Linked DNA regions of Homo sapiens: region 1 is linked to region 2. Evidence: chromatin contacts called from ENCODE Hi-C or POLR2A ChIA-PET data. All regions are on one chromosome and are shown on one strand. Each heading gives the region's core, a stretch centred on a gene start or an enhancer-like site at or near the end of the contact. The rest is flanking DNA. Distances are from core to core; before and after follow the strand shown.

Evidence for each region. A loop is a pair of places that touch in the nucleus more often than their neighbours do. ChIA-PET counts read pairs that join two places held with the same protein, here RNA polymerase II (POLR2A). Pooled maps may share reads with other maps.
Region 1: a pooled map shows a loop between it and region 2 (14-fold over the local background). The contact joins the promoter of MAGEF1 here to the promoter of YEATS2 in region 2. A Hi-C loop is called at or near these places in 4 of 50 pooled maps. POLR2A ChIA-PET finds 5 or more read pairs at or near these places in 2 of 52 experiments (PC-9 and WTC11).

What each region holds. Positions count from the first base shown.
Region 1 is chr3:184,710,538-184,713,616 of GRCh38, reverse strand. It overlaps MAGEF1 (MAGE family member F1), which reads left to right and starts at 1,553. Exons shown (of 1, transcript NM_022149.5): 1 at 1,553-3,079. The coding sequence starts at 1,796. The coding sequence ends at 2,719. It overlaps LOC107986163 (a long non-coding RNA gene), which reads right to left and starts at 1,374. Exons shown (of 5, transcript NR_160768.1): 1 at 1,199-1,374. RefSeq lists an enhancer at 2,294-2,353.
Region 2 is chr3:183,696,170-183,699,049 of GRCh38, reverse strand. YEATS2 (YEATS domain containing 2) reads right to left here and starts at 1,253. Exons shown (of 31, transcript NM_018023.5): 1 at 1,057-1,253. RefSeq lists a silencer at 879-1,348.

The DNA of each region.
Region 1 (3,079 bases), core at 304-2,803, 1.0 Mb before region 2:
TTCCAGGACAGTTCATCTTGCAATTCTAATATTGTATATTGCATATAAAAATATGCATTAATTAACAGCTAACATGTATTGAATATCAATATGTGCCAAGCACTGTGTTAAATGCTTATGTGCATTACTTCACATAATCTCCACAATGCTGTTACTACTATTATACTCATTTTACTGATAAGGTAACAGAAGGGCAGAAGTTTAGGTAACTTGCCCAAGATTACATAGCTAGTAAGTAGCAAACTGTGTCACAGAAAAGATACAATCATCTATAAAATGGGGATGATGGTATTAGTACCTACATTAGTGAGAATCTGATGAATTAATATTTGAAAAGTGATTAGAACGGAGCCTGGCACCTAATAAAGCCTATATATGTGGATGTTAACAATTGCTAAGGTGATTCAGAGATGACAGTAAATAACTTCTATGCGTGGTGACTAAGGAAGGCTTGGGAAGGTGATGTTTAAACTGGGCCCTGAATAGTGGACAGGATTTGGAGAAATGGAGGTGATAGAGAGGGCATTTCTGACAGGGAAGGAAGGGAGGGAGGGAGGGAAGAAGGAAGGAAGGAAGGAAGGAAAGAAGGAAGGAAGGAAGGAAGGAAAGAAGGAAGGAAGGAAGGCAGGAAGGGAAGGAGGGAAGGGAGGGAGGAAGGAAGGAAGGAGGGAAGGAAAGAAGGAAGGAAGGAGCAAGAAGCAGAAGAAAGCTCAGAGTGTGTAAAAAGAGAAAAAGAAAAGAAATACATGGGAGTAGTCAAATTTGACTTGCGCAAAAAAAAAAAAAAAAAAGAACAAACTTCCCCTTTCTTCCAACCAGTCCCTATTCCTGCTGTACTTCTCAGTATTTTCCTCTTATCCCCATGGAATCTGCTGTCCTTACTCCCTCATCATAATGATCCATTGAATATTTATTGAGTTCCTCTCCGTGTCAGGCACTGCTCTAGGCACCGAGGATACAACCCAGTAAATAGGCCGGGTCCCAGTTCCTAGTTTGCACTATAATAATCCTCCAAACTGGATTCTAGCTTTTAGCCGGCCGAACTCCAATCTATCTTCCACAATACCGCCAGAACCGAAGACACAGATCTGGTCTGGACACTCACTTGCTTAAATCCCGCTGCAGTATTTTCTCTTTACGTCCAGAATAAATTTCAGTCTCCCTAGCATCCTTTACTAATTGGTTCGCACAGTCTTACCTCGCAGCCTTCACCGTGCACTCTGCACAAGAGCCCCGGTAAAGCACTGAAAATCCCAGATACACACACTCACAAATAGGCACTTGCAGAAAGAACGTGGGGGGCACTCCATCCCTATTTCATCTCTTGTACACCGAAACATTCCCCAGTCTGCATGCCTTGGATGGGAGAGTCCTGGTTACATTCCCCCGCCCCCGACTTTTCAAGCCTAAAATCCGTCACAGGGCGCACCCCCGTCCCCACCCTCCAGGGCATTTCCACTTATAGCAGCCTGGGCACACCCCCAACCCAGAAGGGACCGGAAAAGGAGGGGCTGCGCGCGGCACTAGGGTCGCCGTCCTGGCTGAGGTGGCCGGAAGTGGCCCCTCGCGCGGGCGCGGACTGAGGCTGCGCGCCGCAGGTTCCGGCTGCTGGCGGCGTTGCGGCCGCAGGTTTGACTCCCGTGCGGTGCGGCCCAGCAGCCACAAAGCTCCCGCTGCCATTGCTCCTTGTACTCCCGCCGTCACTGCCGCTGTCCAACCCCTCCCCCGGGGCTTGCGCGGCGGCTCCCACACCCCTCGGCCCGTGTACGCGCTCTGCACCTGCCTGCCCGAAAACATGTTGCAGACACCAGAGAGCAGGGGGCTCCCGGTCCCGCAGGCCGAGGGGGAGAAGGATGGCGGCCATGATGGTGAGACCCGGGCCCCGACCGCCTCGCAGGAGCGCCCCAAGGAGGAGCTTGGCGCCGGGAGGGAGGAGGGGGCTGCGGAGCCCGCCCTCACCCGGAAAGGCGCGAGGGCCTTGGCGGCCAAAGCCTTGGCAAGGCGCAGGGCCTACCGCCGGCTGAATCGGACGGTGGCGGAGTTGGTGCAGTTCCTCCTGGTGAAAGACAAGAAGAAGAGTCCCATCACACGCTCGGAGATGGTGAAATACGTTATTGGAGACTTGAAGATTCTGTTCCCGGACATCATCGCAAGGGCCGCAGAGCATCTGCGGTATGTCTTTGGTTTTGAGCTGAAACAGTTTGACCGCAAGCACCACACTTACATCCTGATCAACAAACTAAAACCTCTGGAGGAGGAGGAGGAGGAGGATCTGGGAGGAGATGGCCCCAGATTGGGTCTGTTAATGATGATCCTGGGCCTTATCTATATGAGAGGTAATAGCGCCAGGGAGGCCCAGGTCTGGGAGATGCTGCGTCGGTTGGGGGTGCAACCCTCAAAGTATCATTTCCTCTTTGGGTATCCGAAGAGGCTTATTATGGAAGATTTTGTGCAGCAGCGATATCTCAGTTACAGGCGGGTGCCTCACACCAATCCACCAGAATATGAATTCTCTTGGGGTCCCCGAAGCAACCTGGAAATCAGCAAGATGGAAGTCCTGGGGTTCGTGGCCAAACTGCATAAGAAGGAACCGCAGCACTGGCCAGTGCAGTACCGTGAGGCCCTAGCAGACGAGGCCGACAGGGCCAGAGCCAAGGCCAGAGCTGAAGCCAGTATGAGGGCCAGGGCCAGTGCTAGGGCCGGCATCCACCTCTGGTGAGGGTTGGTGAAAAGTTGGCCAGTGGGTCCCCGTGAGGACGAACTACTGTCCTGAGTCATAAGTAATATGGGTGGGGCGAGGGTCTTATTTCTGTAGAAATCGTGTGACTTTAAGGATTTAGATTTTGTATCTTATGTTTTGTAACATTTAATAATTACTGTTAAAATGCTGTTTGTAAATGAGATTGGTCTACTTTTTCCTGTAGGATTTTATTGTAGAGTTTTGCTGGTTTTGTAAAATGGATGGAAGAACTTTGTATTTATACTGTGATTTTGAACAGATTATGCAACATTGGAAGGAAGGCTGTACTTTGATGGTTTGAAGGAACTCAGCAGTATGATGATCTGGTTCCAGGGGAAA
Region 2 (2,880 bases), core at 4-2,503:
TTCCTCTACATAGCAGTCGGATCATGCTACTCGCCTTCTCAAAACCTTCAAAGGCTTCCCGGGAAAAACTAAACTCCTTATCAGGGCATCATCTGCCCTATCTTTTAAAGAGTATACACAAACAGGAATATACATCCAAGGGTAGTATCTCTAGATCGTAAAACTGCGGGCATTTTTCTCTGGCTTTGCTTGTATTTTTAAATTTTTCTACGCTGAATACCCTCTACTCATTAAGAAAGGGGAAATGATATTGCTGAATTCTATATAATATTATACCGCATTTTTTACATGTGAGCGAGAAAAGGGAATGGAAAACGTGGGTCAACTCTGTAACTGCTGAATGCTTAGATGAAAATACTAGCCAACATCAAACTAAAAAAAAATGATGTGTCAGGCCTGTAAGATTGCTGATGGCATTTCTCTTCCTCTGGTTTCTATTTCTTAACATAATCACATTCATGATGGAGAAAACCTCATTGTCTTCTGCAGTCTGGCCACAGCCCTTCAAGCCAGCCTTTCCTGCAGGAGTCCTCACTTTCCGAGGCTTCCACTCCGCCCCGCACTGCCCGCAGCTCCGGCGCGTTGGCCCCGGCCCCATCCCTGGACCCCCAAAGCCTCTCTGACCCCTCCCCTCCATCCCAGGGAGGCCCGGTGGGGATGGCGACAGGTTGGAGGGGCATTCCAGGATCCTTTCGGTAAACCCACGACTTTCTGGTGCTGGGGCCAAATCTTGCCTCCAAGGCCAAGAGCTTAACATCCTAAAAGCTCCGGCCGCTGTGGCTCGGGGTCCCGTATCCCCTCAGCGCAGCGCCCCGCTGAAGAGGAAGCCCCCAACTCACGTTCCAATTCCAGGCTCCCGCTTCTGCGGCTCCCCGGCCCGCACCTGGGATCCTCCCTGCCCTCCCCTCGGCCCCGGGGCCTCACCGGGTCCCGCTGCCGCGCTGCCTGCCGATGGGGGAGGGGCGCGCACGTGCCCGCGCCGCCCCCGCCCAAACAATGCCCCGGAGAGCGGGGCGCGCTCCCGGCCGGTCCCTTCCTGCGCCCGCCAACACTCACCCTTTCTCCGGGTCTCCGGCTGCAGCGCGGGCCCCGCCGGCCGCCGCGAGAGAGCACGGCGAGGTGAGAGAGCGGGCGAAGCCCCGCGGAGCTGCCCCGCCACAAGGCCCCAGCGACCCCCGCAACCTGCGGAAGCACACGGCGCGGTGGAGCCCGCCCGGCGCGTTCCGCCCCGCACGTCAGCAGCTGGGCGCGTCGGGGCGCGCGCGGCGGCGCGCGCGGCCTCGGGGCGGAGCTCCCAGGGATGAGGGCGGGGCGGGGCGGGGCGGGGCTGGTCCGGGCTGGGACCCCGGCCCGCGAGGGCACTTCCTGGGCAGTGTGGGCGTCGATTCTTGCAAAGGCACAGTCGTCCATCACTTTCCTGCCCCAGAAGATGGCGAATTTCAACCCCAAGTTTGACAGAATATTCATTCTGCCGGCGTGTATGAGCTTCCCTATTAATCACAATAGTGACTATGATGTTTGTGTGTGCCATCTTTGTGCCAACCCATGTGCTAAGTGCTGGGTATACAAAATAACAGTAGTTATTTCTAGCCCATTTTACAGATGAAGAAACTGAGGCAGGGAAGGCTTGAGACTTATCTCAGTCACACTAGCTAGTGACAATCCAAGTCCAGTTTTCCACCTAAATATCACTTGAGGCCAACATTCTCTTTCGTTGTAACTCTACCACCCTACCCAAGACCCTGTAATCTCTCTGCCCAAGACTATGAATAGCCTCCCAACTGGTCTTGGGGAACTTCTGTTCCCCTTCAATCCCTTCTCACTGTATAACGATTTACTACTGGAGCTGAGTGGTGGGTTTAGGAAGTTCACTTTTTTTTTTATACTTTACATACATGTTACCAAATTTTTAATGTATTTAATGTTTTTATCAACGCATAATAAATATAAGTGGTGTTTTGTTTTTTGTGTTTTTTTTTTTTTTTGAGATAGAGTCTCCCTCTGTTGCCAGGCTGGAGTGCAGTGGCATGATCTTGGCTCACTGCAGCCTCCGCCTCCCGGGTTCAAGCGATTCTCCTGCCTCAGCCTCCCAAGTAGCTGGGATTACAAGGCGCGCGCCACCACGCCTGGCTGATTTTTGTATTTTTAGTAGAGACAGGGTTTCACCATGTTGGCCAGGCTGCTCTCGAACTCCTGACCTTAGGTGATCCACCCGCCTCAGCCTCCCAAAGTGCTGGGATTACAGGCGTGAACCACCACCCCCAGGCTAATTTTGGTTTTTTTAGACAGGTCTCACTATCACCACAGCTAGTCTCACACTTCCGGGCTCGAGAGATCCTCCTGGCTGGGCACGGTGGCTCATGCCTGTAATCCCAGCACTTTGGGAGGCTGAGGCGGGCGGATCACCTGAGGTCAGGAGTTCAAGACCAACCTGGCCAACATGGTGAAACCCCGTCTCTACTAAAAATACAAAAATTAGCCAGGTGTATTTGGGCATGCCTGTAATCCTAACTACTTGGGAAGCTGAGGCAGGACAGTCACTTGAACTCGGGAGGTGGAGGTTGCAGTGAGCCATTGCACTCCAACATGGGCAACAAAAGTGAAACTCCATCTCAAAAAAAAAAAAAACTAAGAAAGGCTTCCTTGAACCTTAAGCTAAGACTCAAGAGATAATAGGAACTGGGGAGATAAACAAATTTCATGGAGAAGGGGGTGAGGTCACAGGTCAGGATGAGTGTGTTGGTGTTCCCCTACTCTTAGGGTTTAACAGTGAGGTGGAAAGCATAGAAATACCCAGATAAGTGCCAAGAAAGCTAGAAGCTGACTTCCCTTGGTGTAGCTTGGAAGGCTGTCCAAGTCTGTGAGAAGGCTCACACAGTA